Linked DNA regions of Mus musculus: region 2 is linked to region 1. The links are chromatin loops, found by intact Hi-C in ENCODE. Cell type or tissue: left cerebral cortex. All regions are shown on one strand. Links, peaks and the distances in the headings refer to the core of each region. The heading gives the core; the rest is flanking DNA.

The links. Hi-C counts contacts between places; a loop is a spot of excess contacts. Peaks named below come from ENCODE experiments on the same cell type or tissue, not always from the same donor. Only the 100,000 strongest peaks of a DNase experiment are listed, where the experiment ranks them.
Region 2: it touches region 1 in a loop (7-fold over the local background); 15 of 42 quality-filtered maps call a loop at or near these places.

Annotation. Positions count from the first base shown.
Region 1 is chr9:18,736,433-18,752,406 of GRCm38, reverse strand. No RefSeq gene overlaps it. Among named protein-coding and RNA genes, the nearest start is that of Olfr24, 11 kb to the left of the region's middle. In left cerebral cortex, for the core only: a CTCF peak has its summit at 7,425; a DNase peak (open chromatin) is centred at 7,462.
Region 2 is chr9:18,498,658-18,514,631 of GRCm38, reverse strand. Muc16 (mucin 16) reads left to right here. Exons shown (of 87, transcript NM_001378248.1): 79 at 1,748-1,878; 80 at 3,033-3,100; 81 at 4,084-4,232; 82 at 5,588-5,751; 83 at 6,064-6,131; 84 at 15,908-15,974. Among named protein-coding and RNA genes, the nearest start is that of Mbd3l1, 28 kb to the right of the region's middle. In left cerebral cortex, for the core only: a CTCF peak has its summit at 6,353 (motif pointing left); a DNase peak (open chromatin) is centred at 6,327.

The DNA.
Region 1 (15,974 bases), core at 2,896-10,895:
GATCACTAAGATAATACTATCTTATCCTAACTCTATTTTATGTCCTACTGAACAAAACTCGGCCTTTCATCCATCAGTAGCCATATCCAACACGGCAGTGATTTTGAGATAGAACCTGACCTTGACCATGGTTGAAACAGATATATTAATCACAATAATTAATATTTGTGCAAACTTAGCTAAAATAACTAGAGGACACATAAATTATAAATAATTCTCATAATTCTCATATGGTATCTGGGAAATAGTGCTATGCTCAAAAAAAAAAAAAGAAAAAACAAAAACAAAAAAAACAACAACAACAAAAAAAGAAAACCAGATGTTACAAGGTTACTTCAAGCCCTTCACTGATGTAAATCCCCCAACACTGATGTAATTGTGTGATGTAATTGTGTGTGAGTGGGGGGGGGGGGCTTTGAAAACACTTTATTCCTGGGTTCTGGGACCAAAAGAGATTTTGGAGGCATTAGCCTATTGTTAGTTTATCAATTATTAAAGGACCTGTTTTCTCTTAATTGGCTTAATCAGCATGGTTGCTAATAATTGTCCCAAGTGGACTGTTTCACACTGAACTGAAATATTCCCACAAGGAAAGAGTGAAAGCTCATGAGGCTTGGGAACTAAACAAACTTCACAGGTCTAAGAAAGTGGAAACTTATGAGGTTCATGGAGACCCTTTTCCAAGGATATAGAAAGAGAAAATAACTGCTGGAAAAGGAGACCAGTCATCCTTGCTACCAAGAGGAGATTCTCTAACCTGTCTAGGTGCCTAAAGTCATACAGAGAGCTCTGGGATTTTTGTTTCCATGACTTGTCACTCTTGCTGGGGTGGGCTTTGATGCACAGCTGTTTCAAGTCATCTCTCCTCCTATACATAACCGCAATAAAAACTCATTGGCTCATTGGATTTGATCATTGGTGCAATCATTACTTTGATCTCAGTTCCCTATTGAGGATCAGTGGGTACGTGTGTTGTATATCCTCAAGAAAAGTCTCACTCACTATGTATTGCTGCACTTTTATATGACTGGCAGGATTTGATTTTGTTTAATTATGAGTGATATGTTGCACTCTGAAGTTATACCTAGTTTACAGAAAGAGTTCAGCTGCATTATGAGTTTATAGTTCCACTGTCATATACTCTTTGCCTGTCTCTCTTTATTAAGTTCCATTATGCAATGGGTATTTATCTTTATTCCCATAGGTTTGAAATTACTTCAGCCTTGGCCAGAGAAGGTTCTTTTTGCAGTGGATAGTGGTTAAGGCAGACATACACATATACACATCATTGAAATAAAACACCAATGCTGGAGTTCAGCTCCAGCCTGGAGATTATTAATTGGTACTGAAGCAGGACACAGAGTTGGATGAAGGTTAAAGACTGATGATCTGGCCTTATAATCTTACTATTTGTGCTATAAGTTCTGATTTCCTTTATCTTACTATTTTGTACTTTAATAAGTGCTAGTTTCTTAGTATTCTATGGCTATATGCCAGCGATTTCTAGTAATAAAGCCCTTCTGTTAGTATCAGGGATTTAGGATACAAAGCCTAGTTACCAGGCTCAAATGCCCCTCAGTGGCCAGGAAAGAGGCATGGAACTCATTAACTCTTTGTGAACCAGAGAGAAAAGAAAAAAAGAGAAAGAAAATATCTTCCCCAAGCACCTCACACAGACACACACATACATTCATGCACACACACACACACACACACACACATTTTGCTCATGCCTGGCCACCTGACCACCTGTCTTATCATTCACAAGTGTTGTGCATATCTGTATATATGCACCTATACTTACATATGCATATATACATTTGGTAGATGGAACAGAAGTTCCAATGAGCAAGCATCAATACAGAAATAAAACCTCACTTATTCTGCACGAAAAGGAAGCTCCATCGTTTATTGCTGAAAAAAAGAAAAAACTTCTCCCTTATTGTTCTTCATTCTTATACTTTTACACAATAATTGATCACATAATTTTTCAAGAATCTTTATATTCCATAACTTCATAGAAAGTTTAAGACACTAATTCGTCATAAAACGATAGAGAAGTACAGCAGAAATATTTGCATATGTTTCCATTAAGACTTGTACCTGAAAAAAAATTCATTATCTGTTATGAGCTCCATAAGTTCATTAAAAGTTTAAAACAATGATTCTTATGTCATAGCACAGTTTTGCCAGGAGACAAATCATTTGTCCAGTGTCTTATTATTTTGAAGTTCTATATAGATAAGCCAGTCAATATTTTATTTTCTCTTCTTGCACCTACAATAGATTGTCCATACCCAGTTTACAAACTTTAGTTATCACATAATGGCTTCACAGCTAACATAGGACAAATGTTTTCCCTGAGTATAAATTTGTTCCAAGCCTGCTTTCTTATCCTAGCATCATTAGCCCATTATACATGAAGTTTTATTGAGCTCCAACTGCAGCTTTCATACTATAGAGAGCTCAAAATCACTTGTATAAATTTAGGAATTCTATAGAATCACTTTAGGAATTATGAAATCATCAATTTGTCTACATAGCATTATATATGAAAGTACATTTTTAGTGATCTTCAGAAAATATGCCCAATAGGGTGGGCTAATGTTCAGGAATCATTAGACTATGTAATAGTGATGGAAAAGCTATAAAAATAATAAGAAGCAATCCTGGAAGGAAGTCTTGTGGAGCCTACCTCAGAGCTCTCCCATTGTAGACCATGAAAGGCCATCTTGAGAAAAACTCACTTGCTTTCCTTAGTCTTTCTTAAATCACTTCTGACAAAATAAAATCTTTAGTTTAAATGAAAATAGGTTGACAATATGGATCAGTGGTTAAAACCCCTTTCATAGGAAGCCTGGAAACCTTAATTTAATCATCAAAATCCATGTTTAAAAATCCAGGTACAATAGCACACAGTTACAGTTCCAGCACTACTGAGCAAGATGGAAGGCAGAGACAGGAGTATCACATGAAATGCCAGATGTCCACAAAGCATGGCAGAAATAGCAGAAATCCTGCCTCAACAAGCTGAAAAGAGAATTGATTCCCAAGAAGTCCTTAACATATATGATTACATGTATGCATCCCTCCCCTGACACTATAATTATTATAATAATAATGCACAAGATAAAAATTATTTAAAAAACAGCTTAAACCTACACAGGCCCAAATTTTAGAAAGTAAAAGCAGAGTAGAAGTTCAGAGCCACCCTTCTTTACTGTATAGTAATTTCAAGTCCAACCCAAATTACAAGATAACCTGTTTCAAAAAAAGTAAAGCAAAACAAAACAAACAACAACAATAAAATCAACCTAAGATATTGACCCATGAAGAAGTTGATAGATTTTTTTTTCTTTTACTAAGAACTTGACACGAAGGGTCTAGGGACACAAATCTAACACCAAGTCAGCCTGTGCAAAAAATACATAACCCTCCCATGTATCCTAAATGACTAGAATGAGATGTGTGAAAGAAAACTTGTAGAAGAATCAAGTAATAAAAATACTAGATTCAGGTGCCACACTGAAGGAACGAGGATTCCCCCTCTATATCTGCAGTGTCAGTCAGCTAAGTCTGAATTATTAAAAGCGGAAGTAGAGGCATATCTATATCACTATGTAGGCTTCTGGAGTAGGTGTCAGTTACTTCTGTTGCTGTGACAAATGCACAAGGTCTACTTAATGCAGAGAAGGCTTATCTTGGCTCACATTTCAAGTGTACAGTCTCTGACATCAGGTAAGTCATTTCAGGAGGAGCTTGAGGTAGCTGTCACAGTAAGAAAGCTGGCAGCAGCAGCGAGTGTTTGGACTTAGCACACTTTTCTCTTTGGAGCAACATTTTTCCACCTCAGATAATCTAGTCCAGATAATCTTTCACAGATCTCCCAGAAAGCATGATTCTTAGGTGATTCTAAATTCTGTTAAGTGGACAATATAAATCATTACAGTGTTGCAGAAAATGATCAAGTGTACCAGTACCCAAGGCTGAAAGCTAGGAAGTAGTTTTATTGTGCTCACACACAGATCTATAGAACATTGATTTAAAAACTAAGACAATCCCCAAGTTCAGTTATACAGAGTGATGTATACCCTTTCTGTCTCCTTGCTAGCCCCACAAAAAAAAATCCTGTTTAAAAAGGGAGTTGATTTGCCTCTAGGGTTCCATGTTACAGTCCACCATTGTGGAAAAGTCAGGACAGAACTCTTACCTACAATCTTGACCTACAATCAAGAGCAGAGAAAATAAATACATAGATCGTTTTCAAGACCTTGTGCACAGAGAATGGTGCTACCCACAATGGACTGGTGTGTGTGTGTGTGTGTGTGTGTGTGTGTGTGTGTGTGTGTGTGTGTGGTGTATGTATGTGTGTGTAAATTAACAATCAAGAAAATCCCTCCATGACATGCCCACAGGATACTCAATTAAGGCACTTTTCAGGTGATTCTGGGTCATTTAATACAGACAGTTAAAAACTTGCATATGCCAGGAATATTTTGCTGACATGACCCTGATATAGCTGTCTCTTGTGAGGCTATGCCAGTGCCTGGCAAATACAGAAGGGGATGCTCACAGTCATCTATTGGATGGAACACAGGGCCCCCAATGGAGGAGCTAGAGAAAGTACCCAAGGAGCTGAAGGGGTCTGTAACCCTATAGGAGGGACAACAATATGAACTAACCAGTACCCCCCAGAGCTCGTGTCTCTAGCTGCATATGTAGCAGAAGTTGGCCTAATTGGCCATCATTTGGAGGAGAGGCCTTTGGTCTTGCAAACTATTTATATGCCCCAGTACAGGGGAACGCCAGGGCCAGGAATGGGAGAGGGTGGATTGGGGAGCAGGGCAGGGGAAGGGTATAGGGGACTTTCGGGATAGCATTGGAATTGTAAATGAAGAAAATATCTAATAAAAAATTAAAAATTAAAAATAAAAGATAAAAGATAAAATAAAGAGAAACCTAACAGTCAGACTTTCCACACTTGTGAAAGAAGAAATGCTATAGGAGATAGTAAATTTCCTTGGGATTTTTACCAGCTATAGATTCTCTAATTCTGCTTTAATAAATAAAAAAACACAACTCAACTCTCAACTAGAGGGTGTGTGTGTGTGTGTGTTAGAACTCCCATATCAAATTCCATTTGTTAGCATCAATACATTTTTATTCATTTAATCATTCAACAAACATGTATTCCACCAGCTCTTACTCTAGGCAGTGGAATTGTTAATGGGGGTGATACAAAGCTGTTTCTTATATCTATAAAAGGGGTAGCTCTGGGGAAATCAAGGACAGAATGATGAAACTTTTCTGCGTGCTGATTGCAAAACATTAACTTTGTATTTATATGTTGTTCATGTTGCCTGGATTCTGCAAGTGCCTATAAAAGATAAAATGATAAAAATGGTATAGTTATATCAAAAAATCAGTTTTACTTATAGTGATTTTCAAAACTACAATTCCAGATATTTCTTAAATCACAGATGGTGATACATAGACACCAGCACCCAGGAAGCAGAAGCAGAAAGATCTCTGTCTGTTCAAGGATAGTCTATGTAGAGAGTTCCAAGCCAAACAGGATAACATACTAAAATCTCTCAGGGAATTGGTGTCTATCACACACACACACACACACACACACACACACACACACACACAGAGAGAGAGAGAGAGAGAGAGAGAGAGAGAGAGAGAGAGGGAGAGAGAGAGAGAGAGACATAAACACCAAACAATCTAATTGAAAATTGGGTTATGAAACTAAAGACAACAGTCTCAGAAGAAGAAATACAAATGGCTAAGAAAATTTTTAAAAAATGTTATACATCCTTACCTAGGAAGAAAATATAGAATTTAAAATACCTTGATATCTCATCAGATCCTAATCAGAATGGCTAAGAGCCAAATCAAAAATGACAAAAAGAAATTGAAAAAAAATGCTAGTGTCGATGAGGAGAAAGTGAAACATTTATTTGCTATTTGTAGAAGTGTAAATTGGCACAGCAACTCTGGAAATTAGTGTAGAAGTTCTTCTTGAATATTTTCTCTCATTTGTAGAAATTTCTTAATACAAATATTTATAAAAACATGTAGCACACCCAAGCTTCGGGGAATATTGTGGAAGAGGGAGCCCCCACCCCCCAAAAATGTAAGGGACAAAAGATAGGCAGAAGAAATTTGAGATGCTCTGTTCAGGGCATAACAAGGCCAATACAGCCCTGTCCTCACAGCAGCTATGGATGCCTGCAGTAGGCATGCCCCAGAGAGAGGCCTTCCTTCCACTTGCTGCTAATTGATTCTTGAAGAGGGACAACCATTGTTTTCAATTGTGTAGGCACTAAAGAACCCACCTGATTCCAATGGATAGCTTCAAGCCCACAGTCACATAAAACAGTTTGAAGCCTCTTGTGGCACATAAAACCATGAACAAGTTAACTTGCTGTGCAGTCTCTTTGTTAAATATCTAGCCATGACTCAGGGTCATGTGACAGACAACTCTTTTAATGGTTGAGGGTCTCTGTTAAGACAGATCTTAACAAAGCTGCAAATGTAGCAACAAAGGAAGCATTTCTTTGAAGGAGGCAGTGTTCCAAGAATAGAAAACAAAACATGCACCATGAGGAACAATTGACATTTAAATTTACAAATTACTGGCTAGGGGAGATGTGTGCTTGGGGATTTGCTCTGTGTGTGTGTGCATGTGTGTGATGTATGTGTCGACATGTAGTGTGGTGTCATGCATCTGCATGTGTGTTTGCTGTCTAAGGTCAAGTGTACATCTGTGTTGTGCTGTGTGTGTGCTTTGTGAGAGTGTGTGTGTTTGTGGTCTTTAGTCTGTAAACAAATATCCCATTAAACAAGCATATGACTTAGGTTTTTTTTCTTTTCTTTTCTTGTGTGTGTAAGGGGTAAGTTCCCATAGGACCCCCAGCTTGCTGTCAGGAATCATCTTCCATAGCTCTTGCATCTTATTCATTAAGGCAAATTCTCCCAACCAAAATCAGGGGTGACCAATACAGCTATCCCCTTGTCCAGTCTTCACTTGCAGAGGCTAGAATTACTGGTAGGCAGCCATCAGAGCTACATGTAACAAAACACAGCATGAGAAACAAAAGCCCAGTAATTGAGTAAGAAGGCACATGCTATATAAACTATGCTTGAAACATAAATCTTGAGCATCTGTCCTTACCCACCTCTTTAGCCCACTTCTATTCTGAAGAGCCCATTTCTCTTTCATAAAAATCGGTATTTCTGTCACAATCTGTGTATCCCTTGGCCTATACAATATTCTCTGATTTTAAAAATCCTGGAATTCTCAGTGGATGCCCTCTGGATTCCAATCCATTTTTATAAGACTTTGCAGAGAATTTCATGCTTATGAACATTTGAGCTTTGATTTGTATGCGTCCAAGATATTTACTCGAGATTGTTGTAATTCCAAATATAAACACACGGGAGCAGCACAAACACATTTTTTAGAAGTCTCAAGCCCTGCAAATTCTTGTGCCCAAATTCACCTATCTTTGTGCATAGCTTCATTGCTGTGTTGCTCGGATGTTTTGTTGTTGTTGTTGTTGTTGTTGTTGTTGTTGTTGTTGTTTCACTACCAGGAGTCACACAGATTCAAGCCAGCTGGGGTTCCAGTGCTAAGAGTATGGAGTAGACATGGGCACCCTGTCCTAAGAAGCTGTCTACAATTGGAACCTACTTGCAAAGGAAAAACTATTCTTCTCCAGTGGCGTTTCATTGGGTATAGTAACTTCACTTCAGGGCAGGCCACACACCCAGACAGTTGGTCAACACAAAATAAACTTGTTGTCTTGTATTAGGAATTTTTTTCTTCTTGGTCTTCTGAGTACATATATATTTTTTTCTGATTGTATGCTTTTATGGTGTGTGTGTGTGTGTGTGTGTGTGTGTGTGTGTGTGTGTGTGACAGAGAGGGGGAGGGAAGTGGCTTGAACAAGTTATTCTTTAGTTACAGAGTCCTAAAGGGGAGGGCCAGAAGATGAGAAGAAAAAGACGTAAAACCTAGGGCCAGGAGATATTGCACAAACAAGTTTATTAGAAATACAGCGTTTTACATACTACCTGCAAAGCGACAGAGAATGAGACAGATTCACAGGAAAGCTATCACATACATGCTGGAACAAAGTCTGAAGGAAGCTAATGTTGTGCAAAGGGAACACAGATATCTAAAAAGCATCACAGACCAAGCATTCAGTGGCCTTGGAATCGATAACTACAACAATTCAGGGTGGGAAGAGTTGAGTTCTCTGGCTCTGAAGGCACAACTCCCCCAGGGTTCTGGCTCTGGGCCACTACTGACTCTTTGAAACAAGTTCTGGATTAGAAAAGGAATTGCGGATCTTCTCCATAAATTAAGGCTTCAGGGAAAACCTCAGGACAATCTAGCCTTTATCATGTAAATTTGTGTGTGTGTGGGGGGGGCGTCTATTTGTTTGTAGTTTGTTTTTTGTTTTTGTTTTAACAGAGAAAAACAAAAGTACATGAAGTTTGGTTTAGGTTTATCCTTCTCTGTGTCTCTCTGTCTCTCCGTATCTGTGTCTCTGTTTCTCCTCTGTGTGTGTCTGCCTCTCTGTCTCTGTCTCTGTGAGGGATGGTTGTGTGTGTGTATGTGTGTGTGTGTGTGTGTCTTCATGGCCTGGTCATAGCCAGGTTAGTTACAGGGGCTGACTAGTAAACCTCTGTGATCCTCTTTTCTTTCTTTCCAGTATTGAAGTTCAAGAGTACCTCAAGTCAACAGACGTATCTTCCTACTCCTTCCTGTTCTGTCTTAAGAACTCAAATCCTACTAAGAAACTCACAAGACTATGGATCTTCCATTCCAGACACAGGAATGCTTCGCACAATTTGGATTATGTCAATGCAGCACTATGGGAACTTGAAGCTCAGTTTCCATAGACTGAGATCTTGCATTATTTGTTTATCTAGTCATGCTGGGCAAAATAGATAGATAGACAGACAGACAGACAGACAGACAGACAGACAGATAGATAGATAGATAGATAGATAAGTCAATATCTAGGGTAGCAAGATTGCTCAACAGATAAAGTTATATGCCTCCCTGAACCCATGACATGGAGACAACCAATCTTGAAAGGTACCCTCTGACTTCCACAATTGCACGGTTTCTTTTCCTTTAACAAATAAATAAGCAAATGTAAAATTTTAAAGAAATTAAGAGCCATGCCTGACACTGCCTGAATAGCCAGGGTGTTCAGTTATTTTATCATGTTGAGACTTGCTTTGTATCCAAGTATGTGGGCAATTTTGTAGAAAGTCCTATAAGTTGCTGAAAAGAAGATATATATTTTTGCATTGAGTTAAATATTATATATAATATTATGTAAACAATATAATAGTTTATAATTTTGTTTTGTCTGAATGTCTATTGGGGAAATAAGATACTTCTTGGCTTCCTTCAGCTCTAAACTGTCTATCTATAACTGAGAAACAGTCCTATCTTCTTAAATGCTGAGGCCAAGTATAAAAGCTGTATTTACAAATTATGGAACACTATTTCTTCCTGGAAGAGTAATTCTCACACACTATAATGCGTCATTCTATATCTAACCACTTTTGTTCCATAGTCAAAGGAGCTTCCCAGATATTCTGTCATCAACCACACAGGCTTAGGAAGTTATTCAAAATATCAAAGTGGCATCCTTGAAACTTTGCTAAACCATCCTCTAAGGATGAGTCTATGGGGTTCTGTTTCTCTACTGCTTTAACTGACTTCTCATACGAAGCTTCCAGACTCTTGTTCCTTATGCTGGAGACTCATACTTACATTTGAACATGTCTTTTAAATGTTTTATTTAATATACCCAGCTCCCTTAAAATAATGAGACTTCCTCCTATATGTAAACAGAAGAGCTCCATGTAAGCTCCCATACTTGTTCTCAACCCTCAAGAACTCCATTTGTTCTGAATACATTAGTAAGAAGATACTTTGGACATTGTAGAAGTTATCTGGATGCAAGGAATATTCATCCCTTTCATCCAAATATATATATATGTATATATATATATATATATATATTAATATTCTATTTTTTCTGTCCTCTCCCTTCAATTCTCTGAAGCCCCTTGTTGCATCTGCTAACTTACTTTGCACCAGCATTCTTGGTGGTGGGACTAGCCACTAGCCCAAAGAACTGAATCTAAAAGAAAACATTAGTCCTAGATTACTTTATCTCAGTTGCACTACAGTCTGTGGCTTCTATTCTTATCTCCCCTCTTGATCTCTACTCAAGAGAGATGGGTACCCATCATAAACAGAACTCACTAGCTCTTAAAACAGTCAGTTCCACTTACTTACCCAACTTCTGTGCACTGACTTCCAGAACTGGGTGATCTCTCAGTTTCATTTTGTAACCAAATCAGCCACTTGTAGCCCTTTAACTTCTGTACTGGCTAGTTTTGTGTCAACTTGACACAGCTGGAGTTATCACAGAGAAAGGAGCTTCAGTTGAGGAAATGCCTCCATGAGATCCAACTGTAAGGCATTTTCTTAATTAGTGATCAAGGGGGAAATTTCGGCCCTTTGTGGGTGGGACCATCTCTGGGCTGGTAGTCTTGGTTCTATAAGAAAGCAGGCTGAGCAAGCCAGGGGAAGCAAGCCAGTAATGAACATCCCTCCATGGCCTCTGCATCAGCTCCTGCTTTCTGACCTGCTTGAGTTCCAGTCCTGACTTCCTTGGTGATGAACAGCAGTATGGAAGTGTAAGCTGAATAAACCCTTTCCTCCCCAAGTGCTTCTTGGTCATGATGTTTGTGCAGGAATAGAAACCCTGACTAAGACAACTTCCTAGACACTTCTCTGAGAGGACATAACAACAGACTCACAATCAACCTAAAACAGTCCTCTTGCTGCATGAGAACAACCTGATTTATGCCTTCATGGGCCCTATAAAAATCAATTTCACCACCCACTGAGCATGAACAGCCAAATGAACCTGGCACTCTTCCCTTTCTCTTTGCTCTCAAGGTCTGACATAAAAGTCTAATGATCCAGAAACCTCAGGTGGACTAACGATCTGGGGGAGGAATTTTACATGCTCCTAACACCTACAGACTTCTAGGCTTTATGTCTATATGTCCTTGTAAGGAAGTCTGAAGTGGTATGGCCTCTCCCAAAGCATGGACTCAATGATACTGTCTGCAGGCTACTAAGATATGGGAACCCCTGACAAGAGAGCTTGATAGTAGGTACTCATCAACTAAGGAATCTCCCTACTACCAAAAAAATATCTGCCCTCTTGACAAGGCCACACCAACCTCTGGTGGTAATTACAACATTGTCACCACACAAGAACTGATCTGCAGATATAATCTTCCACCCCAAGACTCTCATCTGCCCATTAAGCTCCCCAAGACTCTTGTGCCATGCACATATGGTCCCTTTTCCCATGGTGGTAATGCTGTTCCTCATTGTCCTGAACAAAAGACAATTTGTGCCTGTTGAAGGCCTGTTGTTTTTCTTTCTTGGATTTCCTTATCACCTCAGTCAATCCTAATCTAACACCAGGCCTGTGCACATTGTAGGCATTTGAAAGGAGGGTAACTTGTGGGAAGAGGATGGTTTGGGGACATAGTGCATGCCCTCTGAAAACTCAGGGGTTATAGAAAACTAGTCTAGCTGACTAGTAAATGTTTAAAATGTATAAGAAATAAGGCCTTGTGAGAGTAAGTTAGATCATTGGGCATATCCTTCAAAAAAAAAAAAACATATTGGGAATTTAATGCTCTTGCTCTTCTTCTTGCTCTTGTGCTCTCTCACTCTATCTCCCCACCCTCCCCTTTCCACATCCTTCAGTAGATCTGATCATCTGAGACAGACACTAAAAAACAAATAATAAGGTAACATAAACTGCATAGATAGCACACAGGCTCACCACCCAACTGTATGATTCCCATCCACAAAGGATGAATGAAAAATTAATACTATTCAGAACAGCACACGATTTAAAATTTATCAATTGCATATTTCCCCCATTTTCTTGTAATGTTTTGGTCTGAAGTTAATGCAGGTCTCTGAAATTATGAATTGGGACATGAACAGTGTATTACATGGATGTTACATTTTATATCTAATGCTTTTCAATGACAACTGAAATACATTTTAAAATTAATTTTAGTTATCTATTCATACTTCTTAAGTATGAATCCTAGAATATTTTAAGAACAAATGAGTTAGGTATGTTCTATTAGACAGTACTGAATTAGGTATTGCTCAACTATTTTATAAATTGGAGTATGTTATGGAAAGATAGATATTAGATAAAAAGAATGTTAAAATAGTTGTTACAAACACTGAATACAACTCCCAGAAGCACATATGCTTATGTGTGTGTGTGTGCGCGCGCACACACACACACACACACACACACAAACACACAATATTTTGTAAAAATTTTTATGGTATATTCTCATTGTGTATGTTATAATTTTATAAACAATATTTTCATACAGTTATGTATTGTATATTGTGAAAATTCCCTCGCCACAACACTCCATCTCTCACTTTTAATGACAATCCATTTTGATTACCTTTCTTCATTTCTCTAGACTAGTGGCTCTCAACATTCTTAATGCTGTAACCCTTTAATTCAGTTCCTCTTGTGGTAACCCCCAACCATAAAATTATTTTTGTTGCTACTTTGTAACTGTAATTGTGTTACTATTATAAATTATAATATAAATATCTGTGTTTTCCAATGGTCTTAGGTGACCCCTGTGAAATAGTCATTCAACCCCACACAGGTATCACAACCCAGCATGTGAATCACTGTTCTAGGGGGGTTATTTCTTTAGTTTTTAGATTCCATGAATAGAAATGACAACATACCATAACTATCTTTCTGGGTCTGGCTTATTTCACTTTACTTATTTCCTCAAAGTTCACCCATGTCAAACAACAAAGAGGATATATGAGCAACAGCTTTGGGGGAGGAGTTTCTTGTTCTATGTGTAAAATTCAAAGCAATGTGACTAAAAACAGAAAGAATTCCTGTCTAGTGAGGAGACAGATACCAAGCAAGCAAACATATAAGCATAGTTTCTTTAGATATTACTAACTATGAAGAAAGTAATGAAAAATGAGACAAGGTAGTGACTCATCAACATAGGAGGCACAGAGGGAACATGGTGTAGTCAGGGATACACACAAAATGGAATGTGATCACATTACAAAGATTTGAAACCGGTGAAACACCTGGATGAGACTATTGCTGAAAATAGACAGCTCAAAGTTCCTGGTAGCTGTGTGTTCTGGTAGCTAATATGATTGAAAAGCAGACAACAGGGTCCTATGGGCCTACCTTCCCTGCCACAGAAAAGTTTGCCTCTAGGGAGTGCTCTGGTCCCTGGAACTCAGGGGAGATCTCCATTTCCTCTCTCGTGTCTCTCTAAGGCAGGACCACTCAGGAGAGCACAGGCCACAGAAGCAGAAGAGCTTCTGGAACAAGGTCCTATGGGTCTACATCTGCAGCCAGGAGTTGGGGCTGTTCTGCTACCCTCTGTGCACTGGTCTTGCCAGGAGAGCAGGTCTCTTAGGAGTGCTGAAACTGGTTTACAGACTCATAGGAGGAACAAGCTCCAGCCAGAGACAGCAAGAACACGTAACACCAGAGATTATCAGATGGTGAAAGGCAAACACAAGAATCTTGCCAACATAAACCAAGACTACTTAGCATCATCAGAACCCAGTACTCCCACCACAGCCAGTCCTGGATAACCCAACACACTGGAAAAGCAAGACTCAGATTTAAAATCATATCTCATGATGCTGGCAGAGGATTTTAAGGACATTAATAACTCCCTTTAAAAAATACAGGAGGACACAACTAAACAGGGAGACGTCCTTAAAGAGGAAACACAAAAATCCCTTAAATAATTGCAGGATAACACAGGTAAACAGGTGCAAGCCCTTAAAGAAGAAACACAAAAATCTCTTAAAGAATTAAAGGGAAACACAACCAAACAGGTGAAGAAGGAATTGAACAAAATTACCCAGAATCTAAGAATGAAAGTAGAAACAGTAAAGACATCACAAAGGGAGACAACTCTGGAGATAGATATCCTAGGAAAGAAATCAGGAGCCATAGATGCAAGCATCATCAACAGAATACAAAGAAGGAAGAGAGAATCTCAGATGCTAAAGATTCCATGGAAAACATGGACACAACAGTCAAAGAAAATGCAAAATGCAAAAAGATCCTAACTCAAAGCATCCAGGAAATCCAGGACACAATGAGAAAACCAAACCTATGGAAATAGGTATAGATAAGAATGAAGGTTTTCATCTTAAAGTGCCAGTAAATATTCTCAACAAATTATAGAAGAAAAATTCACTAACCAAAGAAACATATGCCCATAAACATACAAGAAGCCCACAGAACTCCAAATAGATTGGATCAGAAAAGAAATTCTGTCTGACAAATGTTAAAATACCAAATGCACTAAACAAAGATAGAATATTAAAAGCAGTAAGAGAAAAATTCAAGTAGCATTTAAAGGCAGACCTATCAGAATTACATGTGACTTCTCACCAGAGACTATGTCATACAGACCCTAAGAGAACTCAAATGCCAGCCCAGGCTACTATTCCCAGCAAAACTCTCAATTACCATAGTTGGAGAAACCAAAATATACCATGACAAAACTGAATTCACATAATATCTTTCAACGAACCTAGGCCTTCAAAGGATAATAAAGGGAAAACTTCAACACAAGAAGGGAAACTATGTCCTAGAAAAAGCAAGAAAGTAATCTTTCAGCATACCTAAAAGAAGAGAGCCACATGAACAGAATCCCAACTCTAACAACAAAGATAACAAAGAAGCAACAATGATTTTTCCTTAAAACCTCTTAATATCAATGGACTCAATTCCCCAATAAAAAGACATAAATGAACAGACTGGCTAGTAAACAGGAAGCACCATTTTGCTGCATACAGGAAACCCACCTCAGAGAAAAGAGAGACACTACCTCAGAGTAAAAGGCTGGAAAACAAGTTTCCAAGCAAATATTAACAAGAAACAAGCTGGAGTAGCCATTCTAATATCGAATAAAATCGACTTTCAAACTAAACTTAAAAAAAAAAAAAAAGACAAGGAAGGACACCTCATACTCATCAAAGGTAAAATCTACCAAGATGAACTCTCCATTCTGAACATCTATGCTCCAAATGCAAGGGCATCCACATTCATTAAAGAAACTTTAGTAAAGCTCAAAGCACACATTGATATCACACAAAAATAGTGGGAGACTTCAACACCCCACTCTCATCAAAGGACAGATCCTGGAAACAGAAACTAAACAGACACACATTAAAACTAACAGAAGTTATGAAACAAATGATTTAACAAATATCTATGGAACATTTCATCCCAAAACAAAAGGATATACCTTCTTCTCAGCACATCATGGTACCTTCTCTAAAATTGACCAAATAATTAGTCACAAAACAGGCCTCAACAGATACAAAAATACTGAAATAATCCCATGCTTCCTATCAGAACACCAGGAACTAAGGCTGATCTTCAATAAGAACATAAATAATAGCCCACATAAACGTGGAAGCTAACCAACACTCTACTCAATAATCACCTGGTCAAGGAAGAAATATAGAAATTAAGGATTTCTTTAGAGTTCAAAGAAAATGAAGCCACAACATAACCAACTTTATGAGACACAATGAAAGCAGTCCTAAGAGGAAAACTCATAGTTCTGAGTGCCTCCAAAAAGAAACTGGAAAGAGCATACACTAGCAGCTTGATAGCACACCTAAAAGCTCTAGGACAAAAGGAAGCACATTTCCCAAGAGGAGTAGATGGCAGGAAGTAATCAGAGTTAGGGCTGAAATCAACCAAGTGGAAACAAAAACAACTTAAGAAAGAATCAACCAAACCAAGAGCTGATTCTTTGAGAAAACCAACAATATAGATAAACCC
Region 2 (15,974 bases), core at 2,905-10,904, 240 kb after region 1:
AATCAAGTTAGTTAACACACACATACCTGCAAATAGTAACTAAAAGAGATATATAGAGACAGAAATGACAAGGAGAACATTTAAAAAACCCTCTCAGAACTGAACCCAGTGACTAATACTTATACTCCCAGTACTCAGGAGCCTGATGCAGGGAGATTGTCATTAATACAAAACCAGCTTGACCTATATAGTATGCTCCAGGACAACCTAGAAGACAGAGTGAAATTTTGTCTCAATAAAACCAAACCAAGCATCCTCTATCTAAAAGCTTAAGCATATAGTGATAAAAAAGAGAAAAGAGATGCTTCACAATAATTTTCAGAACTTTACCTTATAACAAAACTTTTGTATATTTAATGTTTTAATAAATATAATTTTAAGTGGCCCATGGAAACAAAATATGTTGCTAGCATGTTCTAGGGAAATCATGTTTCTATTCATTTTTTGTATTGGGCAATGTTTAAATGACACTAAATATATCCAGCTCCCTGTTTACCATTTTTAGCATAAAAATAAAACTCTTTTAAAATCTTTTCCCTTTTCTAAAGTTTACAGTTCAATGTCATTATCTAAAGTCACTATCAGTGTAGCAATGCCAGAGTTTCTTTTGTGCCCACATAGCTGAAACTGAAGATTAGTATCAATCTTTCTCTAGCCTCTGCCCTTATCCAAACCTCTAGTCATCTATTTTCCCCATCCTCTTCTCTTGCCCAAGCCTCTAGTCATCTCCTGTCTCCAATCCTCTTCCTTTGCCCAAGCCTCTAGTCATCCCGTATATTTCCAACTTCTATTAAATCACATCTAGTCTGCAACTGTTTGTGAGAAGTGTCCTTAAGTTCCCACAAATGAGAAATCATTTTCTTTCTGTGGCATTATCTATCCATCAATTAATGGACACTTTAATTGAGAAACCATGCCTTTTGATCATCAGTTCCCATCTCTCTCTCTCTCTCTCTCTCTCTCTCTCTCTCTCTCTCTCTCTCTCTCTCCCTCTCTCTCTCTCTCTCTTACACACACACACACACACACACAGAGAGAGAGAGAGAGAGAGAGAGAGAGAGAGAGAGAGAGAGAGAGATTCATTGTCTTTGATTTTTTTCTAATCAGAATTGTTTTGGAAATTGTATGCAATAATTTTGTAAAATAATTACTCCACTTATAAATGAGATCATATGGTAATTTCACATGATATAATAGCCTTCAAGCTGATTCATGATAAACTTTAATTCAAGATTCAGGGTCTAACATACATTCTTTTTGGGGAAAGGATCATTGACTCTTCCATATGGAGCTCCTTTTTGTTAATAGGTCTCACTTGAGCAGCAGTGTGTTATAGGCACTTAGAGGAATGGTGAGACAAGAATGGATTCCTCAAAGAGAATCTGATATGGTAGAAATGTACTTAGTACATTTCTGACAAGACATTGAACAAGATAGGTGTGTATACTTTCATCAAGATCAACTGTGTTGGGTTCCTGAAGCATAAATGGGAATTTTCTGGGCAAAGAAGGCAGAAGCACATTCCACAAAATAGATCCTGGGTAAACAAAAAGAGAAATTTATGAGTAATATGAGTCTTTGTAAAAGTCCATTTCTCCCTACTTTTGAGTAATGTTGCATTTGTGAGCTCTCTCTTTCTTAGCATGCATGCCTACTTTAGGTTTATTCTCATAGCATGTAGAGGTTTTCAATGCAACTCTAGACCTGTACAAAGAACTAAGGGTCTTTTCTTCCTCTGATACTGTAGGCTATGTGCCACTGAATATAACCATACAGGGCAAGTACCAGCTAAACTTCTGCATCATCAACTGGAACCTTAACAACACAGACCCAACATCTTCAGAATATATTACCCTAGAGAGGGACATCGAAGACAAGGTGAAATCACTTTCTAATCTCCCATCCTTCCCTTCCCTGAGTACCCCTATCATTACTCCATCTGACTGATAACTACCAAGTAATCATTTTAACTTTTTGACTTTGCTGATGTGTTCCCACTTCTCCAGTGTTTTCAATGGTACAGTTTAGGTGTGTGGTCTATTTCCAGGCACACAAACTGAGGCTCATGGAGAAGCACCAGGAAGGCTGCTGAGATGGCTCAGAGAGTAAAATACTTGTTGGAAAAATCTAATGTCCAGGGTTTGATCCCTAGAACACATCTAATGGTAAAAGCAAAGAAGTCCATAAAGTTGGACTCTGACCTCCAGATATGCACCACAGCATACACACAAGATACAAATAAATAAAACTTTTAAAGTACCAGGCATGGTGGCACATGCCTTTAATCCCAGCACTCAGGAGGCAGAGGCAGGCAGATTTCTGAGTTCGAGGCCAGCCTGGTCTATAAAGTGAGTTCCAGGACAGCCAGGGCTATACAGAGAAACCCTGTCTCGAAAAAACTAAAAAAAAAAAAAAAATTAAAGGTGTCTTTGTCTTATGTTAGATTTCTAGATTGTAAAAAATGCCTGGAACAAAGAGCTTACCAAAGGAAGGTTTTTTTCAACTGATTGCTGGGCTCAGCCATCTCTATTACTTTGGACCTTAAGTGAGGTATGAGACATGAGATGTGAGACATGACAATGGCTGGAGTGTGTGTAAGGCAGTGCTACTCCTATGTAAGGAATCTGGGACACGACTCTGTCTTTCAACAGCACACTCCCAATGAATTATCTCCTCCAAGCCTCCAAGTAAACATCTTTCTTTACAGTTTCCACTACTTCCCAATCATTCATTTAACTATAACTACCTCAATAGATTAGTCCATCAAAAGGTCCAATCATTATTATCTAGTCACATGCATAACCTTGACATTGCTGCAGTAGAGATTGGGCCTTCAACACATGAGCCTCCCCCAAAGGACATTTCAGATCCAAACTGTACCAGCTATGTAATGTCTGGAGGGATACAGTAGGTTGAGGCAGAGTAAGTATTTGAACTATGTTCCCAGATTCATATATGTTCCATTGTTTATGGTGATCTCTTCACCCCCATGGTTGATCTCTCTAACCAATCCTCTTTACTCTTCCTTTTAGGTCACCACACTCTACACAGGCAGCCAGCTAAAAGAAGTCTTCCAGTCTTGCCTGGTCACCAACATGACGTAAGTTCTAGAGGTTGGAATCTGACTGATCTGCCTCCATAAATTTAACAATAATAGGATAGATCTGGGGGAACACTTTTTGCCACAGAATTCAAATTAAACATGATAACTATATTTATCCCAGACAATCCTCCCTATTGAATACTGTCATGCATGATCATCTCATTAAATTCTCTCATAGATCTCTATGGGTTGGGTACAATAGTAATTTGACAGAATCTGGGCCTCAGATAAATTAATATCCTAAGGACTACCAACATGAGATTTAAGCTCTGGTCTTAGGGAAGGAACAAAGATGCCTGTGCTTGAGAAGTGCTGGCTCATCTAACAGGACTTGCAATGCTTCCAAAGTTCAGTGCCTTTGGTATTCCTTTAATTGTATGTGTGTGTGTGGTATATGTGAGTGGTGTATTCACTAGTATGTAGATGCACAGGCATGGGCAAAGGCCAGAAAAGAGTATCAGATATCATACTATATCACTCTCTACCTTATTATCTTGAGCCAGGGCATCTCATAGAACATAAAGTTAGGCTTGCAGCCAGGAAGACCCAGAAATCTTCTTATTTAGCCTGGAGAATGCTGGGGTTATAGGACTATGCACAGCATGCCCAGACTTTTTATGTGGTCTGAACTCAGTTACTTGTGCTTATGATATGAGTTTTCCTATGCAGTGAGTCATCTCTACAGCCCCACCTCTGAAATTTAACATGAAAATAATTATAAAAATACATTTCACCAGAGAGATGGAAGACACTTTTTAAGGTTCTTAATACATATCAAGTGTTTAAGATATGTTGTTATTGCTATTGTAGTTCAGCTTATTTTCTAAAAAACATATTTCCTAGAAAAATAGTACCTAGAGTTTCTGAGTATTCTGGATAACCCCAATCCTTATTCACAGATCTTTGAGTCTTTAAAAGTAGCAGTTTGTAACACTGCTAGGTTTGATTGCTATCTGAATTCCTGTGGTCTCTGTTCCTAGGTCTGGCTCCACAGTGGTCACTCTTGAGGCACTGTTCTCCTCTCATCTGGATCCCAACCTTGTGAAGCAAGTCTTCTTGAATAAGACACTGAATGCCTCCTCCCACTGGCTGGGTGCCACCTACCAGTTGAAAGATCTGCACGTGATAGGTACAAATGGTGATGCTAGTTTCATAAGTGGAAGCAATAGGATCAATCTGGTGAAAGCAAAGGGCTGTTGAGTATTAATGAAATACAGGTATAAAGGAGGATTTCTGGAGGTGCATGCTAATCATTCCTGGTTATGATTCACCTAAAGGAAGGAAGAAGGGAATATGAAGCAAATACACCTAAACAGTTTATTTTATTTTGTAGATAAACTTTGTGTGTATGTGGTGTACATGTTGTGGATGGAGAAGTTGGTATTAGGTGTCTTTCTATATTGTGCTCCACCTTAGTTTTTGAAACTTTATCTGAAGCTCACAATCCAAACATACACGCTGGTCAGTAAGTTCCAACTATTTTACTGCATCCTTTTCTCCAGTGCTAGGATTACAGTACCTGCTGTACCTCACTTACTTAATATAATATTTATTAATGTTTTGAAAACTGCATTCATATACTATATTTTGATCATATTCACCCCTACTCCACCCTCAACTCCTTACACATTCAACCTCATCGTATACCCCTCCCAATGTAATATTCTCTTTAATTTTTCATAACCCATCAAGACCAATTTGTGATGCTCATATAGGCGTGGATGTGAGGCCACCTACAGGAATATGATGAATCACACTCTTAAAAAAAAAGTGACTCTCTCTCTCCTTTAACTGCCAGGCTCCTCAACTAAGAATGGAGGTCTGTGAGACCCTCTCCTCTCTGTGCTTGGATATTTACTGGACTGGTCTTATACAGGTCTTCTGAAGACAAACACAGCTGCTGTCAGTTGTTACGTACAGCAGTACTATTATGTCTAGAGCATGCTGTTTTGTTCCATCCTTGCTGACCTCTAGCACTTAGTCTTTCCACCCCTTCTTTCACAGTGATCCCTAAGCCTTGCAAGGGCAGTGTGTGTGTGTGTGATATAGATGTCCCATTTGTGGCTGAACACTCTAGAGAAATGTATTGTCTGTACTTTGATCTTTCATGAATTGCAGTAAGTATTATCATTGTTTACTGTGAAAATAACTTCTCTAGTGAGGTCTGAAGGTAGCAGTAAGCTATACGTAGGGAGATATGAATTTAGAAAGCAGTATGGTACTATATAAGCTTAGAAGAATAATAGCTGTAGGTCATTGCTCACAGTTTTTATGTGGTTGTTAGGGATTCAAACTGAGGTCTTCATGCTTGCATGGTGAAGACATACTGATGAGCCATCTCCTTAGCACCCATTTGTAAACTGAGATGAGTTGCCTACTTCTTTGGGTGTTCGTATGAATGATGAATGGCTAAGTGATTGTTGACAAGTAATTGATAGGAAGTTCTCTCTCTCTCTCTCTCTCTCTCTCTCTCTCTCTCTCAAGACATGAAGACATCCATTCTTCTGCCAGCAGAAATACCAACAACCAGTTCCAGTTCTCAGCATTTCAACCTGAACTTCACCATCACCAACCTACCCTATTCCCAAGACATAGCCCAGCCAAGCACCACCAAATACCAGCAAACCAAAAGAAGTATTGAAAATGCGGTGAGAATGGTGTAGCTTATCCACTTCACACCCGGGCAGAGAGTGACTATGAACACTGGGTCAGTGGGCAATTTTTAAAATATAAGAGTCCCTAAAGACACATTTTTAACCCAGTTATAAACTGAGAAGAACACATAGATACTCAGTAGCTAGCAAATGATGCTACAGCTATGACATACACTGGAACAAGACATCCTATACTTGGGCTTTCATTTATCAATGAAGTCATAGATTGGAAAGTATACTCAAGGGCTATTTCTTTGACAGTGGACCACAGGGTTCTGACCTAGGAAACATTATCCTGTTTTTCAGCTCAATCAGCTTTTCAGAAACAGCAGCATCAAGAGTTACTTTTCTGACTGTCAAGTATTAGCCTTCAGGTAAGTGCCAATTCAGGATCAAATGACCCTGAGGATTTCTAGGCCTCAACCTCATTATACAACTAAATGTGACCTAGAATTTCTGCCCCTCCCCCCACCTCTTGTGTAGAGTGCTTGGATTAGAGTCGTGCACCATCAAATCTGAGAAATTCCTAATGTGCAGACATCTCTTTACAGTAAAACTGTAACCTGGGGAACAGTCATGTAACAATATTCCCCTCTGCTGGCCTTGTCAAGGATAGCAACCACAGTGTGGTTTCAAAAGATGGATCAGTGTTTGCTAGGCCCCAGCATAGTCTCATAAGAGACAGCTATATCTCAGCAGAATCTTACTAGTGTGTGCAATGGTGTCAGCGTTTGGAGGCTGACTATGGGATTGATCCCCAGGTATGGCAGTCTCTAGATGGTCCATCCTTTCATCTCAGCTCCAAACTTTGTCTCTGTAACTCCTTCCATGGGTAACAAAACACTTTGGTCTTCGTTCTTCTTGAGTTTCATGTGTTTTGAAAATTGTATCTTGAGACAGCCGGCCACCGTCCGGACCAGAGGACAGGTGTCCGCCTGGCTTGGGACGTGGCCTCAGCCTCAGCAGCAGCGGTCGCCATCTGGGTTCCGGGACTCCGCAGGACCTAGGAAATTAGTCTGAACAGGTTAGAGGGTGCGCTAGAGAACCGGACAGCTTCTGGGACAGGCAGAAGCACAGAGCCGCTGAGGCAGCACCCTTGGCGGGCCGCAGACAGCCGGCCACCTTCCGGACCAGAGGACAGGTGTCTGCCTGGCTTGGGAGGCGGCCTCAGCCTCAGCAGCAGCGGTCGCCATCTTGGTTCCAGGACTCCCTGGAACATAGGAATTTAGTCTGCACAGGTGAGAGTCTAAACCACAGAAGCTGACAGCTTCTGGGAACTGCCAAAGCAACACAGCTTCTGAGAGAGGCCCTGTTTTGGGCCTTCTTCTTCCACCAGGAGGAGGTCCAAAAACAAGATATCTGCGCACCTTCCCTGCAAGAGAGCTTGCCAGCAGAGAGTGCTCTGAGCACTGAAACTCAGAGGAGAGAATCTGTCTCCCAGGTCTGCTGAGAGACGGTAACAGAATCACCAGAAGAACAATCTCTAAACAGAGTCAACTATAACTACTAACTCCAGAGATTACCAGATGGCGAAAGGTAAACGTAGGAATCCTACTAACAGGAACCAAGACCACTCACCATCATCAGAACCCAGCACTCCCACTTCGCCCAGTCCAGGGCACCCCAACACACCCGAAAACCTAGACCCAGATTTAAAAGCATATCTCATGATGATGGTAGAGGACATCAAGAAGGACTTTAATAACTCACTTAAAGAAATACAGGAGAACACTGCTAAAGAGTTACAAGTCCTTAAAGAAAAACAGGAAAACACAATCAAACAGGTAGAAGTCCTTACAGAAAAAGAGGAAAAAACATACAAACAGGTGATGGAAATGAACAAAAACATACTAGACCTAAAAAGGGAAGTAGACACAATAAAGAAAACTCAAAGTGAGGCAACACTGGAGATAGAAACCCTAGGAAAGAAATCTGGAACCATAGATGCCAGCATCAGCAACAGAATACAAGAGATGGAAGAGAGAATCTCAGGTGCAGAAGATTCCATAGAGAACATCGGCACAACATGGAAAATGCAAAAAGATCCTAACTCAAAACATCCAGGAAATCCAGGACACAATGAGAAGAACAAACCTACGGATAATAGGAGTGGATGAGAATGAAGATTTTCAACTCAAAGGACCAGCAAACATCTTCAACAAAATTATTGAAGAAAACTTCCCAAATATAAAGAAAGAGATACCTATGAACATACAAGAAGCCTACAGAACTCCAAATAGACTGGACCAGAAAAGAAATTCCTCCCGACGCATAATAATCAGAACAACAAATGCACTAAATAAAGATAGAATACTAAAAGCAGTAAGGGAAAAAGGTCAAGTAACATACAAAGGCAAGCCTATCAGAATTACACCAGATTTTTCACCAGAGACTATGAAAGCCAGAAGAGCCTGGACAGATGTTATACAGACACTAAGAGGACACAAATTCCAGCCCAGGCTACTATACCCAGCCAAACTCTCAATTACCATAGATGGAGAAACCAAAGTATTCCACGACAAAACCAAATTCACACATTATCTCTCCACGAATCCAGCCCTTCAAAGGATAATAACAGAAAAAAAAAAAAAAACCAATACAAGAACAGGAACAACGCCCTAGAAAAAACAAGAAGGTAATCCCTCAACAAACCTAAAAGAAGACAGCCACAAGAACAGAATGCCAACTTTAACAACAAAAATAACAGGAAGCAACAATTACTTTTCCTTAATATCTCTTAATATCAATGGTCTCAACTCCCCAATAAAAAGACATAGACTAACAAACTGGCTACACAAACAAGACCCAACATTTTGCTGCTTACAGGAAACTCATCTCAGAGAAAAAGATAGACACTACCTCAGAATGAAAGGCTGGAAAACAATGTTCCAAGCAAATGGTATGAAGAAACAAGCTGGAGTAGCCATCCTAATATGTGATAAGATTGACTTCCAATCCAAAGTCATCAAAAAAGACAAGGAGGGGCACTTCATTCTCATCAAAGGTAAAATTCTCCAAGAGGAACTCTCAATTCTGAATATCTATGCTCCAAATACAAGGGCAGCCACATTCATTAAAGAAACTTTAGTAAAGCTCAAAGCACACATTGCACCTCACACAATAATAGTGGGAGACTTCAACACACCACTTTCACCAATGGACAGATCATGGAAACAGAAACTAAACAGGGACACACTGAAACTAACAGAAGTGATGAAACAAATGGATCTGACAGATATCTACAGAACATTTTATCCTAAAAAAAAAGGATATACCTTCTTCTCAGCACCTCATGGTACCTTCTCCAAAATTGACCACATAATAGGTCACAAAACAGGCCTCAACAGATTCAAAAATATTGAAATTGCCCCATGTATCCTATCAGATCACCATGCACTAAGGCTGATCTTCAATAACAAAAAAAAATAACAGAAAGCCAACACTCACGTGGAAACTGAACAACACTCTTCTCAATGATACCTTGGTCAAGGAAGGAATAAAGAAAGAAATTAAAGACTTTTTAGAGTTTAATGAAAATGAAGCCACAACGTACCCAAACCTTTGGGACACAATGAAAGCATTTCTAAGAGGGAACTCATAGCTCTGAGTGCCTCCAAGAAGAAATGGGAGAGAGCACATACTAGCAGCTTGACAACACATCTAAAAGCTCTAGAAAAAAAGGAAGCAAACTCACCCAAGAGGAGTAGACGGCAGGAAATAATCAAACTCAGGGGTGAAATCAACCAAGTGGAAACAAGAAGAACTATTCAAAGAATTAACCAAACGAGGAGTTGGTTCTTTGAGAAAATCAACAAGATAGATAAACCCTTAGCTAGACTCACTAGAGGGCACAGAGACAAAATCCTAATTAACAAAATCAGAACTGAAAAGGGAGACATAACAACAGATCCTGAAGAAATCCAAAACACCATCAGATCCTTCTACAAAAGGCTATACTCAACAAAATTGGAAAACCTGGACGAAATGGACAAATTTCTGGACAGATACCAGGTACCAAAGTTGAATCAGGATCAAGTTGACCTTCTAAACAGTCCCATATCACCTAAAGAAATAGAAGCAGTTATAAATAGTCTCCCAGCCAAAAAAAGCCCAGGACCAGACGGGTTTAGTGCAGAGTTCTATCAGACCTTCAAAGAAGATCTAATTCCAGTTCTGCACAAACTTTTTCACAAGATAGAAGTAGAAGGTACTCTACCCAACTCATTTTATGAAGCCACTATTACTCTGATACCTAAACCACAGAAAGATCCAACAAAGATAGAGAACTTCAGACCAATTTCTCTTATGAATATCGATGCAAAAATCCTCAATAAAATTCTCACTAACCGAATCCAAGAACACATTAAAGCAATCATCCATCCTGACCAAGTAGGTTTTATTCCAGGGATGCAGGGATGGTTTAATATACAAAAATCCATCAATGTAATCCACTATATAAACAAACTCAAAGACAAAAACCACATGATCGTCTCGTTAGATGCAGAAAAAGCATTTGACAAGATCCAACACCCATTCATGATAAAAGTTCTGGAAAGATCAGGAATTCCAGGCCCATACCTAAACATGATAAAAGCAATCTACAGCAAACCAGTAGCCAACATCAAAGTAAATGGAGAGAAGCTGGAAGCAATCCCACTAAAATCAGGGACTAGACAAGGCTGCCCACTTTCTCCCTACCTTTTCAACATAGTACTTGAAGTATTAGCCAGAGCAATCCGACAACAAAAGGAGATCAAGGGGATACTAATTGGAAAGGAGGAAGTCAAAATATCACTTTTTGCAGATGATATGATAGTATATACAAGTGACCCTAAAAATTCCACCAGAGAACTCCTAAACCTGATAAACAGCTTCGGTGAAGTAGCTAGATATAAAATTAACTCAAACAAGTCAAAGGCCTTTCTCTACACAAAGAATAAACAGGCTGAGAAAGAAATTAGGGAAACAACACCCTTCTCAATAGTCACAAATAATATAAAATATCTCGGTGTTTCTCTAACTAAGGAAGTGAAAGATCTGTATGATAAAAACTTCAAGTCTCTGAAGAAAGAAATTAAAGAAGATCTCAGAAGATGGAAAGATCTCCCATGCTCATGGATTGGCAGGATCAACATTGTAAAAATGGCTATCTTGCCAAAAGCAATCTACAGATTCAATGCAATCCCCATCAAAATTCCAACTCAATTCTTCAACGAATTAGAAGGAGCAATTTGCAAATTCATCTGGAATAACAAAAAACCTAGGATAGCAAAAACTCTTCTCAAGGATAAAAGAACCTCTGGTGGAATCACCATGCCTGACCTAAATCTTTACTACAGAGCAATTGTGGTAAAAACTGCATGGTACTGGTATAGAGACAGACAAGTAGACCAATGGAATAGAATTGAAGACCCAGAAATGAACCCACACACCTATGGTCACTTGATCTTCGACAAGGGAGCTAAAACCATCCAGTGGAAGAAAGACAGCATTTTCAACAATTGGTGCTAGCACAACTGGTTGTTATCATATAGAAGAATGCGAATCGATCCATACTTATCTCCTTGTACTAAGGTCAAATCTAAATGGATCAAAGAACTTCACATAAAACCAGAGACACTGAAACTTATAGAGGAGAAAGTGGGGAAAAGCCTTGAAGATATGGGCACAGGGGAAAAAATTCCTGAACAGAACAGCATGTGCTGTAAGATCGAGAATTGACAAATGGGACCTAATGAAACTCCAAAGTTTCTGCAAGGCAAAAGACACCGTCAATAAGACAAAGAGACCACCAACAGATTGGGAAAGGATCTTTACCTATCCTAAATCAGATAGGGGACTAATATCCAACATATATAAAGAACTCAAGAAGGTGGACTTCAGAAAATCAAATAACCCCATTAAAAAATGGGGCTCAGAACTGAACAAAGAATTCTCACCTGAGGAATACCGAATGGCAGAGAAGCACCTGAAAAAATGTTCAACATCCTTAATCATCAGGGAAATGCAAATCAAAACAACCCTGAGATTCCACCTCACACCAGTCAGAATGGCTAAGATCAAAAATTCAGGTGACAGCAGATGCTGGCGAGGATGTGGAGAAAGAGGAACACTCCTCCATTGTTGGTGGGATTGCAGGCTTGTACAACCACTCTGGAAATCAGTCTGGCGGTTCCTCAGAAAATTGGACATAGTACTACCGGAGGATCCAGCAATACCTCTCCTGGGCATATATCCAGAAGATGCCCCAACTGGTAAGAAGGACACATGCTCCACTATGTTCATAGCAGCCTTATTTATAATAGCCAGAAGCTGGAAAGACCCAGATGCCCCTCAACAGAGGAATGGATACAGAAATTGTGGTACATCTACACAATGGAGTACTACTCAGCTATTAAAAAGAATGAATTTATGAAATTCCTAGCCAATTGGATGGACCTGGAGGGGATCATCCTGAGTGAGGTAACACATTCACAAAGGAACTCACACATTATGTACTCACTGATAAGTGGATGTTAGCCCAAAACCTAGGATACCCAAGATATAAGATACAATTTCCTAAACACATGAAACTCAAGAAAAATGAAGACTGAAGTGTGGACACTATGCCCCTCCTTAGAAGTGGGAACAAAACACCCTTGGAAGGAGTTACAGAGACAAAGTTTGGAGCTGAGATGAAAGGATGGACCATGTAGAGACTGCCATATCTAGGGATCCACCCCATAATCAGCATCCAAACGCTGACACCATTGCATACACTAGCAAGATTTTATCGAAAGGATCCAGATGTAGCTGTCTCTTGTGAGACTATGCCGGGGCCTAGCAAACACAGAAGTGGATGCTCACACTCAGCTAATGGATGGATCACAGGGCTCCCAATGGAGGAGCTATAGAAAGTACCCAAGGAGCTAAAGGGATCTGCAACCCTATAGGTGGATCAACATTATGAACTAACCAGTACCCCGGAGCTCTTGACTCTAGCTGCATATGTATCAAAAGATGGCCTAGTCGGCCATCACTGGAAAGAGAGGCCCATTGGACACGCAAACTTTATATGCCCCAGAACAGGGGAACGCCAGGGCCAAAAAGGGGGAGTGGGCGGGTAGGGCATTGGGGGTGGGTGGGTATGGGGGACTTTTGGTATAGCATTGGAAATGTAAATGAGCTAAATACCTAATAAAAAATGGAAAGAAAAAAAAAGAAAATTGTATCTTATATCTTGGGTATTAAACACAGAAGTGGATGCTCACAGTCAGCTATTGGATGTATCACAGGGCCCCCAATGGAGGAGCTAGAGAAAGTACCCAAGGAGCTAAAGGGGTCTGCAAATCTATAGGTGGAACAACAATATGAACTCACCAATACCCCCTGGAGCTCGTGTCTCTAGCTGCATATGTATCAGAAGATGGCCTAGTCGGCCATTAGTAGAAAAAGAGGCCCATTGGTCTTGCAAACTTTATATGCCTCAGTACAGGGAAATGCCAGGGCCAAGAAGTGGGAGTGGGGGGAGGGGAGAGGAGTGGGGGGGAGGGTATGGGGGACTTTTGGAATAGCATTGGAAATGTAAATGAAGAAAATACCTAATTAAAATAAAATAAAATAAAATAAAAAAATTTTTAAAAAGATCACCTCTGTACAAGCAAGTCTCTATGTTGACTGGTTAAAAAACAAAACAAAACAAAAACAAACAAACAAAAAAGATGGATCAGTAGGTAAAATGCTTCCCTTGCAAGCATGAAGACCTATAGACTCAATGGAAAACCCTGGCACGGACTTCTGAATCTGTTGCCCTAGAGCTGGGCTTGGAGAGTGAATCATTTTTCTCAATTTCTTGATTCAGAGCTTAAACAAATAGCTGATTTTATGAAGCCTACCAGATATGATGGTGATTCATAGGAGTGCCAAAGAATCTAGACTAGAACTATAGCAAATATATACTTATATTAAAATTAGCAATATTCAAACAAGCTAGATTTTATTTGACTAACCTGGATTTAAACACAAAATAGTTGATTTGTGGATAAGAGGAATGAATAGTCAAGAACCACCACATGGAGCCAGGAATGAAGGCAGATCTATAATTCCAGGACCACTTTCCCAGGAGAACTAGGGTTCTAATTTGTGAGTTTAGACTCATTAACAAAGCAGTGTTTTAAAGAACTAAGAAGGCAACCTCGGAAGTAGTTTATTTAATTTAGAAAGAAAAACAACACTGTAGGCAATGTGTAAATCCTGACACATGCCAGGAGGAATAAGAAGAGGAAAAGAAAAATCTATGCTTTTTGAGACAAGTTAAGCCTTAGCAGGTCTTCAAGCCGTATGGAAAGTGTGTGTGCCACAAAGCTTAAATGATGTCTTCAGAGAAAGAATAAGAAAGCTCAGATTGTCAGAGAAAGATGCTTAGGATTTTGCCTGGCATTCAAAAAATACATAGAAAAGGAAAAGGTAGTTTTTAAAACTAGAACCTAGAAAAGCTAACAGTGACCAAAATATATGATACTCATATAGGAAATGGTCAAAAAATAATAATATATCTTTAAAAAAAGAAAACATCTCACTATGTGGCCATGGATATCCTGGAACTTACTATGTAGACCAAGTTGGCCTCAAACTCAAAGAGATTCACCAACCTTTGTGTACCAACTGCTGGGATTAAAGGTGTATACCACTATGCCTGGTCCTGTATAAAATTCTTAAAGAATTAATTAAAATATATTTTAAATATATCAGTGATGGTTGTAATTGTTTAAATAAGAATGGCCCCCATCGACTCATAGATACATATGTGTAGTTGATCATATTCACTCATCATTTCTCTGTTAACTCATCCCTGATTCACCCTTACCCCTCCAATCTTTGTAACCTCTCTTCTTAAAGTCCAGTATATGCTCCACATGTATTCATGTGTGGGAACTAGCAACTGGAGTGTGGTCAATCTACCACACCCTTAAAAAATGGGCCCTCCTCAGAAGCCATCAACTTCCAGTTCGTCTTCAGCTAGGGGTGGAGACTTGTGAGCCCCTCCCATTCATGTTGGAATGTTGACTGGCTTGATTTTGTGCAGGTCTTGTGCAGACAACCTATGAGTTCATGAGTGTTGCAGTCCTGTTAAACAAGAAGACTCTGGTTCAATATTCTCCATTCTCTAATTTATACTGTCTTTCTGTTTCCTCTTTCATGATGGTTCTTGAGTCTTGAGGAAAATGCATGCGATATAGATGTCCAATTTGTAGCTAAGCTTGCTACAGAGTCTTACTGTACTTTGATCAATTGTAGATTTCTGTGTTAACTGCCATCCATCCACTTCACAAAGAAACATTTCTGATGAGATCTGATAACTCCAGTCATCTAGGAGGAGATACATAAATTTATATGGCAGGTTTTTAACTATGTCCATTTAGAAAAATAATTGTAGTGGGGTTCAATCTTGGGGGCTATAAGCTCCATAGCTGTGGGTTCTTGGCCAGTTTTTCAACACCAAGCATGTTTCCTCCTGTAGAACAAGCAGGGTTTATATCTAGTTGTATAGGAATTGGTTACCCCCATACCATTTGTGCCATTATTGAACCCATGGGAAACTCTTGCCATACTGGGTCACAACTTAGTAGGACTGCTAGTGATGCCTCCTACCCCAGTCTCCCCCTGCTAGAAGCCTGCATGACTCTGAAAGATAGCCATTAGGGAGGAATCTTCCTGTTCCATTCCAGCTTGATTTCTCCATGTTTTATGAAAAAATTATGTGGTACCTTCAAAATAAAGTCTTAGCCTGGCTTGATCTTGTGTAAGCTCCTTGTAGACAATCACAGCAGCTGTGAATTTCTGAATGTAGTTATCCAGTTACATCTGGAAATACTGTTTCAGAGCCCTCCTCAATGACCTCTGGCTCTTACAATCTTTTTGCCATTATACAATGATCACAGATCCTTAGTAAAAAGAATTCTCTACACATGACTCATTTTGGCCTTGCCACAGTGTAAGTATTCAGTACCAGCATGACATATCTAATACCTGTATCAGAAAGTACAGGTGCCAAGTGTTGACATTTTTGAACAAAATTCCCAAAGAAAAAGTGGGTAATCTTTAATCAAGGGGTAATCTATAATCAAGATAAAATAACAAACCTCCTTTTTCATCCTCTGTACCCTCTCAGGTCTGTCTCCAACAACAACAACCACACAGGGGTAGATTCCCTATGTAACTTCTCACCATTGGCTCGG